Linked DNA regions of Homo sapiens: region 1 is linked to region 2. Evidence: read pairs that join two places in POLR2A ChIA-PET (ENCODE). Cell type or tissue: GM12878. All regions are shown on one strand.

The links. ChIA-PET counts read pairs that join two places held together with the same protein. Peaks named below come from ENCODE experiments on the same cell type or tissue, not always from the same donor. Only the 100,000 strongest peaks of a DNase experiment are listed, where the experiment ranks them.
Region 1: POLR2A ChIA-PET joins it to region 2 with 6 read pairs; 7 of 35 experiments call an interaction of 5 or more read pairs at or near these places.

What each region holds. Positions count from the first base shown.
Region 1 is chr10:119,924,069-119,929,068 of GRCh38, forward strand. SEC23IP (SEC23 interacting protein) reads left to right here. Exons shown (of 19, transcript NM_007190.4): 13 at 1,968-2,159. Among named protein-coding and RNA genes, the nearest start is that of MIR4682, 32 kb to the right of the region's middle. In GM12878, no CTCF peak of the experiment used is centred here; no DNase peak of the experiment used is centred here.
Region 2 is chr10:119,862,454-119,867,453 of GRCh38, forward strand. The region is part of intron 1 of MCMBP (minichromosome maintenance complex binding protein); the gene reads right to left. Among named protein-coding and RNA genes, the nearest start is that of MCMBP, 7.9 kb to the right of the region's middle. In GM12878, no CTCF peak of the experiment used is centred here; no DNase peak of the experiment used is centred here; H3K27ac peaks cover 488 bases.

The DNA of each region.
Region 1 (5,000 bases), 62 kb after region 2:
TTGTGTTGCCTCCGAAGGGCAGAGATAACCAAGCCTTCTAAAACATTAACGGTGGAAACAGTTACAAGCTGGCTAAGAGTTTTCTTTTTTATAGATTGCCTTTTCAATTAACCAGTTACTTACTTTCCTGATTTCCTGGTGTTTGGAATTAAATAATAAGATCATTTTGGCCAGCTGTGGTTGTTTAGGCACTGTCGATAGCTGTTTAAATCGAGACTAACACTTAGCCATTCACAGCCTAACAAGTCCCCCTCCCACCCAACTGTTTAAATTTCTCTGATGTTATTGTTGCTGCTGTATTCAAGGCAAATTAGAAAACCAGTGTGAATGGCTTTTCTCTCGTTATAGAGATAACACCTTTTTTTTTTTTGAGACGGAGTCCCGCTCTGTTGCTCAGGCTGGAATGCAGTGGCGGATCTCGACTCACTGCAACCTCCGCCTCCCAGGTTCAAGCAATTCTCTTGCCTCAGTCTCCTGAGTAGCTGGATTACAGGCGCGCGCCACCATGCCCGGGTAATTTTTTTTGTATTTTTAGTAGAGACGGGGTTTTGCCATGCTGGTCTCAAATTCCTGACCTCAGATGATTCGCCCGCCTCGGCCTCCCAAAGTGCTGGGATTACAAGCGTCAGCCACTGGGCCCAGCTGAGATAACACCTTTTATATAGATGCCCCAAAACTTTTGTTTATTTATGGAAACGCATAGATCTTTTAAAAAATTATATTTTTTGAGACAGGATCTCACTCTGTCACTCAGGCTGGAGTGCAGTGGCGCACGCATGGCTCACTGCAGCCTCCACCTCCTGGGTTCAAGCAATCCTCCCACCTCATCCTCCCAAGTAGCTGGGACTTCAGGCATGCACCACCATGCCCAGCTAATTTTTCTGTTTTTTTAGAGATGGTGTCTTGCCATGTTGCTCAGGTTGGTCTTGAACCCCTGAGCTCAAGAGATCCACCCACCTCAGCCTTCCAAAGTGCTGGGATTACAGGCATGAGCCACTGTGCTGAAATGCATAGATCTTCAGTGTGCAGTAGGGTGAGTTTTCACGATTGTATGCACTTGTGTCGTCACTGCCTAAAACAAGAAATTGAACATTTCTGAGTTCATTTCTATGTTCTGTGTTCATTTCTGTTTCATGAGAGAGCTCAGGTAGCTCCCTCATGCTTCTTTCTAGTTAACTCCTCCTACCACAAAACCACTCTTCTGATTTCCTTCAATATGGAATAGTTCGCCTATTTTAAAAATTCATCTAAGTAGCATGAACAGTATGTATTCTTTTATACCTGGTTTCTTTTACTCAGTATTTTTGAGATTCGTCTAATGAGAGCCAATACTTCTGCTTAGTTGTAACTGTCTTGCTATACTTTCTTTGCTTCTTAATTATTTTTCTTAAGAATTTTAAACTATAGACATCATGACATTTGTTCCCTAAATATTTAGTATGCATTTCTAAAAAGGACATGTAAACATTTTTTTTAATTTAAAAATTTTTTTGAGACAGGTCTCTCTCTGTTGCCCAGGGTGGAGTGCAGTGGTACGATCACAGATCACTGCAGCCTTGACCTTCTAGGCTCAAGTGATCCTCCCACCCTAGCCTCCTGAGTAGCTGGGACCACAGGTGTGCACTACCAGGCCTGGCTAATTTTTTCTTTTTTCTAGAGATGGAGGTCTCACTATGTTGCCCAGGTTGGTCTTGAACTCCTGGTCTCGAGCTATCCTTCCACCTTGGTCTCCCAAAGTGCTGAGATTACTGGGGTGAGCCACTGTGCCTGACCTGGACATTTTTTTAAATTAGCTGAAGCAAAAGCTGCAGAGAATAAAAAGGCATTTTTTAAAGTAATCACAATGTTGTTACTATTCCTAAGAAGTAGCTAATCATTCCTTAATACTGAGATAGCATGTTTTGTAATGATAGCTGAGAGCTGAACTTTTTCTCATGATTATGTTACTAAATTTTGGTATTTTACAGAAAAAAGCAGCGTCAGAAAAGAAGGCAGTGGCGGCCACTTCTACAAAAGGACAAGAGCAAAGTGCCCAGAAGACTAAAGACATGGCTTCCCTCCCCTCAGAATCCAATGAGCCAAAGAGGAAACTTCCAGTTGGTGCTTGCGTGTCTTCTGTGTGTGTGAATTATGAATCTTTTGAAGTTGGCGCCGGACAGGTGAGTTTACATATTGACTGGGGCTACATAGTTCATGTTGGAATCATAATCTTTATCATTTGGGTTGGCTTTAAGTTCTTTAAATATTTATTTAACATTTATTTGTGATGTGGAAAAAACTGATTTTCTCTTAGTGAAAATTTTTTTCTTCTTCAACAGTGCTCACAATAAGGGATTAAATGCATACAGAACGTGTTGTCTAACTTTTGAAATTGTCTCTATTTCAGTTTTCCCACCGCTCATACTTTTATAGCATCAGTCTCTTATAGCCACTAACAACAGAAGTGGCCATAGTTAAGAAATTATGTTCAGAATATACTTCAGTTTCTGTGAGAGCAACTTGGCTGTATTCACTCAACTTATGTTTCCTAGTACTCATAATTCTTCCCTTGGGGAAAAAGTCTTATAAAAATTGACCAATGCTGCATTTAATGATATACTTTAACATACTTGTATCACAGTGGCTTTTAGAATTATTAAAATCCTTTTAGACAGTGTTACTGTCAGGATATTTACAGTTGGGTATATAAAGATGCATTTCCATAAGTAAGTTCATGAAGGTACAAAATGAAATTGGATGTTTGATTTGTATTAAAAATGAAGTTTTAGAGGAATATATTCTTATGTAAGTAAATGTTCCTTTACAACTTCATTTTCTTTTCTTTTTTCCCTTTTTGGAGACAGAGTCTTGCTCTGTTGCACAGGCTGGAGTGCAGTGATGCAATCATAGCCCATTGTAACCTCAAAACAAGGGTTTAGGGTTTGGGTTTAAGGGATACCTCCTACCTCAGCCTCCCAGGTAGCTGGGAGTGTAGCCCTGCACCACCACACCTGGCTAATTTTTTCATTTTTTGTAGAGACAGTCTTGCTGTGTTGCTCAGGTTAGCCTCGAACTCCTGGCCTCAAGCAGTCTTCCTGACTTGGCTTCGCAAAGTGCCAGGATTACAGGCATGAGCTACTGCATCGGGCCTCCAGCTGCATTTTTAATGACTGCCGTAATCAGTAATGACTAATTTCACTGTTTGGAGAGATAATGACTTATTCTTATTTCCTTATTATTGAAGGTATTAGTTTCTTAAGGCTGCCATAACAAAGTTCCACAACCTGGGTGGCCTTGAACAGTAGAAATTTGTTGCCACACAGTTCTGCAGAGCAGAAGAGATAGGGTGGTGGTGGGACTATTTTCTCTCTGAAACTTGGAGGGGAATCCTTTCGTGTTTCTTCGAGCTGCTAGGGATTTGCTGGCCATCTTTGGCAGTTATAGGTTTATAGATGCATCCCTCCAGGCTTCTTTTCTATGTCATATTCTCCTTATCTCTTAATATCATCTTCCCTCTGTGAGTGTCTGTCAGTGTGTCCAAATTTCCCCTTTTTATGTATCAGTCAGATTAGGGCCACCACAGTGATCTCATTTTAACTTGATTACCTTTTTAAATACCCTATTTCCAAATAAAGTCACATTATGAGGTATTAGGGGTTAGGACTTCAACATAAATGTTTTGTGAGGACACAATTCAACCCATCATATTAAACATGTAGGCAATTTCTACTTTTTACTCTTTTAAGTAGTCTAGTGATGAACATTTTAAAGCCAGTTTTCTGTGCACATTTTTTATTATTTCTTCCAGTTAAGTTGGTAGACATAGGGTAGCTGGGCCAAAGGATGGACACAGTCCCTTCGCTGGGAGAGACATCAATCTGTATTCTCACTGGCAGTTTAGAAGGTTGCCTGTTTCCTCTGTCCATTGCCAGTACTGGTATTATCATTTTCCTTTAAAAATATGTAGTAGTTTCACTTTGACAACGCTATTGTAAAGAATTAATTTTTTGTGTGTATTTTCATACAGTTTTTTTCTTTCTTGTTAGTACTTCTTACTTTTTAGTATTTCATTTACGTTTCTGATAACCCCATAGGGAAAATGGTATCACACTGTATTTCTTTGAGCACTAGTGAGGTTATTTTCTCATATGTTTTTTAAACATTTTTCTTTTGTGAAGTGTTGAATTTACCTGTTTTTCTATTTGGTTTCTTTTTTCCTTTACTGACATTTATAAAATATTTACATATTAAGGTTATTAGCTCCTTGTCATGTATGTTATAAATATTTCTTCCAGTTTGTAATTGTTCTTTAACTTTCTTTTTCTTCTTTTTGTTTGCTGGAACAAAACTGTCGAATTTGCAAATATAAGGGCAAGCCTAGGAATGTGAAGTCTAGACTTTGTTAGAAGGGGCAGCTTAGTGTAGTAGAAAGAGAATTGGATTTGGAATTAGAAGTCCCACATCTAAGTCAGCACTCCATCACTCACTGGCTCTGTGTTCTTGGGTTAAGTCATGTCACATATTTGAGCTTTGCCATAGGCATAATGGTTCTTGCCTTGCCTCCCTCTTTCTATGGACCTCTGTTGAACACTTGGATTATGCCATTCATTGTGCTTCACTCTCAAGATACTAAAATAAAAAGACACATTTCCTGCTACTGAGAAACAAATGAAAGAGCTTTGCAAATTGTACAGTGCTATTCAGATGACAGTGCTTTCTCTTGAGAGAGGCTACATGTAAGCTACTCAAAATGTGCTCTTTCAGGACAAATCATTTTTCTGATGGAAAGAAACTTAACTGGAGAGGATGATAGTTATAATAGTAACAGAAGTAATGCTCATTGAGTGCTTAAGCTGTGCCGAGCTCGTGCTAAGCACTTTATGTGGATTAGGTTATTTATTTTTCAATCACATGTGAGCTTGGCATTGTTATAATCCCCATTTTATAAATCAGGAAACTGAGGTGGAGGAGAGAGAGGTTAAGAAACTTGCCCAAGGTCACACAGTGAATGAAACCATGAT
Region 2 (5,000 bases):
GAATCATATAAGTCCTAGTAAATCTTCAAGCATATGGGTGGTTATAGGACTCCCCAACACATTTGTATATCAATACTTCATTTCTTTTTATTCCTATTATTCCTCTGAATAACAACCAATTTGTTTATGTATTTGCTTGCTGAAGGACATTTAGATTGTCTTCAGGTTTGACAACTATAAACAAAACTATAAAACACGTGTCTGCAGGTTTTCATGTGAACATGAGCTTTCATTTCTCTAGAATGAGTATCTAGATATGACACAGTTGAGTACATGGTAAATGTATGATTAAGATTCTACCTGTCTTCCAGAGTGGCTGCACCATTTTGCTAAGAGATCCAGCTGTTCCCATCCTTGCCAGTACTTAGTACTATCACTATGTATTTTTAAATTTTAGCTGTTCTAATATGCAATATCATGGCTTAAATTTGCATTTCCCTAATGGCTAACAATGCTGAACTCTTCTCAGGGGGATATTTGCCATCCTTGTATCCTATCTGGTGAAATGTCTATTTAAGCCTACTTAAATCTTTTGCCCCTTTTAAAATTGAGTTTTTAAATTACTGCTGTGTTTTCTTATATATTCTGGATTCAAGTTCTTTTTCTGATACCGGATTTTCAAATATATTCTCCCAGTGTATAGCTTGTCTTTTCATGCTCCTAATAGAATTTTTTTTTACAGAACAAAGGTTTTTAATTTTGATGAAGCCCAATTTATCAAATTTTTGTTTTACGCACTGTGCCTTCGGTGTCATGTCTTAAGAACTCATTGCCAAACCCCAGGTCACAAAGATCTGTTTTCTTCTAAAAGTTTTATAGTTTCAGGTTTTATACTCAGATGTATGATCCATTTTGAGTTAATTTTATATAAAATATGAGGTAAAGGTTGAGGATTTTATTTTTCCATGTAAATGTTAAATTGTTCATGTCTTTGATGAAAAGAATATCCTTTTTCCATTTGAATTAGCTTTTGTATCTTTATTAAAATGCAGCGAGGGCCAGGCGGGGTGGCTCACGCCTGTAATCCCAGCACTTTGGGAGGCCGAGGCGGGCGGATCACCTGTCAGGAGTTCAAGACCAGCCTGGCCAACATGGCAAACCCCCGTCTCTACTAAAAATACAAAAATTAGCCGGGCGTGGTGGCACACGCCTGTAATCCCAGCTACTCGGGAGGGTGAGACAGGAGAATTGCTTGAACCCAGGAGGCGGAGGTTTCAGTGAGCTGAGATCGCACCACTGCACTCCAGCCTGGGAGACAGAGTGAGGCTCAGACTCAAAAAAAAAAAAAAAAAAAAAAAAAAAAAAAAAAAAAAGCAACGAAGACACAGGAATAAACCTTGAAAACATTATGCTAAGTGAGATAAGCCAGACGTAAAAGGTGAAATATTATTCTACTTGGGTGAGTTTGGATAGTTTGTGGCTGTGATCAGCAGAATAATGACCCCCTCCCACCCAACCAAGATACTGATGTTCTAATCCCCAGAACTTGTAAAGATATGTTACATAGGAATTAAGGTAGCAGATGGAATTAAGGTTAATAATCAGTTGAACTTAAAAAAAAAAACAATCTGGGTGGGTTCAATGTAATCACAACGGTCCTTAAATGTGGAAGGATGTGGCAAAAGAGGAAGTTAGAGTAAGATGTGAGAACAACTCGACTTGTTGTCTTTGAAAACGGAAGGGGGCCACAAGCCAAGAAATGTGGGCAGACTCTAGATGCAGGAAAAGAAAAGGAACAGATTCTCTCCTAAAGCCTCCACAATGGAATGCAAGTCCTGTCAACAATTTGATTTTATCCCAGTAAGACCCATGTCAGACTTCTGTCTCCAGGACTGTAAATAAAAACCTTTTGTTTTAAAGTCACTACATTTGTAATTTATTACAGGAGAAATAGAAAGCTAATACAGTGGTTTTTGAGGAACTGGTCCATTTCATCTAAGTTGATGAATTTCTATCTGTAGAGCTGTTTGTATTATCCTTTTCATGCCTGTACAGTCTACGGTGGTTATCTCCTCTTTCTTTTCTAATATTGGTAATTTGTCTTCCTTTTTTTCTTTTCTACTATTGGTAATTTGTTTTCCTTTTTTTTTTTCCTTTGCCAGTATGGCTAGAGGTTTACAATTTTATTGATTTTTTTTTTAAAGAGCTTTGAGTTTCACTGATTTTTTCTTTTTTTTCTGTTTTCTATTTCATGGATTTTTGTTCTCTATTATTTCTTTCTTCTGTTTAATTTGGGTTTATTTTGCTCTTCATTTCTAGTTTCATAGGTGGAAGCTTAAATTATTCACTTGAGACCTTCTCTTCTAATTAAGGCAGCTAATGCATCTAAGCATGTCTTTGGCTGTATCCCACAAATTTTGGTATGTTGAGTTTTCATTTTGGTTTAGTTCACAATATTCAAAGCTTTCCTTTGAGAGTTTTTAATCCATGGATTGTTTAGAAGTGTTCTTCTTATATATAAAGTTTACTATTTGGTTTATGACCCAGAATGTGGTTTATCTTGGTGAATTTACATGTGCACTTGAAAAGAATGTGTATTCTGCTGTCATTAGGTAAACAAATGTCAATTAGATCTACTTGGTTGACAGTGTTGTGTAGTTTTGTGTTGTTCAGTATTCTTTTTGATTTTCTACCCACTATTCTGTCAAGTACTGAGAGAGGAGTAGTAAAATATCTAACTACAATTGCAGATTTGCCTATTTCTTCTTTTATTTCTGCTGGTTTTTGCATCATACATTTTGAAGCTCTGTTGCTTGGTGCATATATAGTTAGGTCTTCTTGGTGAACTGACTGTTTTAACATTATATAATGTGCCTCTTGTTCTCTTCTCACACAACCTTTCTTAAAAACATTTTAGGCCAGGCGTAGTGGCTTATGCCCGTAATCCCAGCACTTAGGGAGGCCAAGGCAGGCAGATTACCTGAGATCAGTAGTTTGAGACCAGCCTGGCCAACATGGTGAAACCTCATCTCTACTAAAAATACAAAAGTTAGCTGGGCTTGCTGGTGGTACCTGTAATCCCAGCTACTTGGGAGGCTGAGGCAGGAGAATTGCTTGAACCTGGGAAGTAAAATGGTGCAGCCACTGTGGAAAAGTTTGGCAATTCCTCAAAAAGTTAAATATAAAATTATCATATGACCTTGCAATTCCATCCCTAGGTATATCTGGGAAAGAACCAAAAAGCTTACATTCACACAAAAACTTGTACATGAATGTTTATAGTAGCAGTATTTATAACAGCCAGGAAATAACCTAAGTGTCCATCAGCAAATATATGGATAAACAAAATGCAGTATAGACATACAATGGAATGTTATTTTCAGCCATAAAAAGGAATGCAGACTGGGTACAGTGGCTCACATCTGTAATCCCAGCACTTTGGGAGGCCGAGGCGGGAGGGTCACTTGAGGCCAGGAGTTTGAGTGTAGCCTGGGCAACATAGTGAGACCCCAAATCTACAAAAAATGATTTAAAAATTAGCTGGGTGTGGTAATACAGGTAATACATGCCTGTAGTCCCAGCTACTCAGGAAGCTGAGGCTGCAGGATCACTTGAGACTGGAAGTTCAAGGCTGCGGTGAACCATGATCTTGCCACACAGCATTCCAGCCTGGACGACAGAGCCAGGCTCTATCTCTTAAAAAAAAAAAAAAAAGGAATGCAGTACTGATGCATACTATGACATGGATGAACCATGAAAATATCATGGTAAATGAAAAGAAGCCAGACCTCAAAGGCCACATGTTGTATAATTCCACCTACACGAAACGTCCAGAATAGGTAAATCCATGGGCAGAAGTATAGTTGTTGCCAGAGATGGAAGACAGAAGAAATGGGAGAGACTACTAAAGGTATGGGGTTTCTTTTTGGAGTGATGAAAATGATAGGGGTGGCCGGGCGTGGTGGCTCATGCCTGTAATCCCAACACTTTGGGAGGCCGAGGCGTGTGGATCACCTGAGATCAGGAGTTCAAGAGCAGCCTGACCAACATGGTAAAACTCCGTCTCTACTAAAAATACAAAAATTAGCCAGGAATGGTGGTGCATGCTTGTGATCCCAGCTACTTGGGAGGCTGAGGCAAGAGAATCGCTTGAACCCGGTAAGCAGAGGTTGCAGTGAGCCAAGTTTGCACCACTGCACTCCAGCCTGGGCAACAGAGTGAGACTCCGTCTCAAAAAAAAGAGAAAAAGATAGTGGTGGTGATGGTTGCACAACATCATTATGAATACAGTAAAAAAAATTCAATTGTACATTTTAAAATGTTAAATTTTGTTATGTGAATTTTATTTCAAAGAAAAAAAATTTTTTTGGACCAGCCTGAGCAACATAGTGAAACACCATCTCTACGAAAATACAAAAAGTTAGCTGGGTGTGGTGGCAGGCGCCTGTAGTCCCAACTACTCGGGAGGCTGAGGCAGTAGAACTGCTTGAACCTGGGAGGTAGAGGTTGCAGTGAGCAGAGATCGTGCCACTGCACTCTAGCCTGGGTGACAGAGCGAGACTCTGTCTCAAAGAAAAAAACCTCTAAAAGCAAAAACAGTTAAAAGCGGTTACTTCAGGCAGGGCACGGTGGCTCATGCCTCTAATCCCAGCACTTTGGGAGGCCGAGGGTGGTGGATCACGAGGGCAGAGGAGGTCGAGACCATCCTGGCCAACACGGTGAAGCCCCGACTCTACTAAAAATGCAAAAATTAGCCAGGTGTGGTGGTGGTCGCCTGTAGTCCCAGCTACTCAAGAGGCTGAGGCATGAGAATCGCTTGAACCTGGGAGGGAGAGGTTGCAGTGAGCCGAAATCGCACCACTGCCCTCCAGCCTGGGCGACAGAGCGAGACTCCATCTCAAAAAAAAAAAAAAAAAAAAAAAAAAAAAGTGGTTACTTCAATGGAGGGAGCACGTACTTTCACTCAGTTCATACCATCATGTTGATTTTTTTTAAAACCATGTGTAAGTTATTATAACTTAAAAACTCCTACGTATGCCATCTGCCATGGCTGCCGGAGC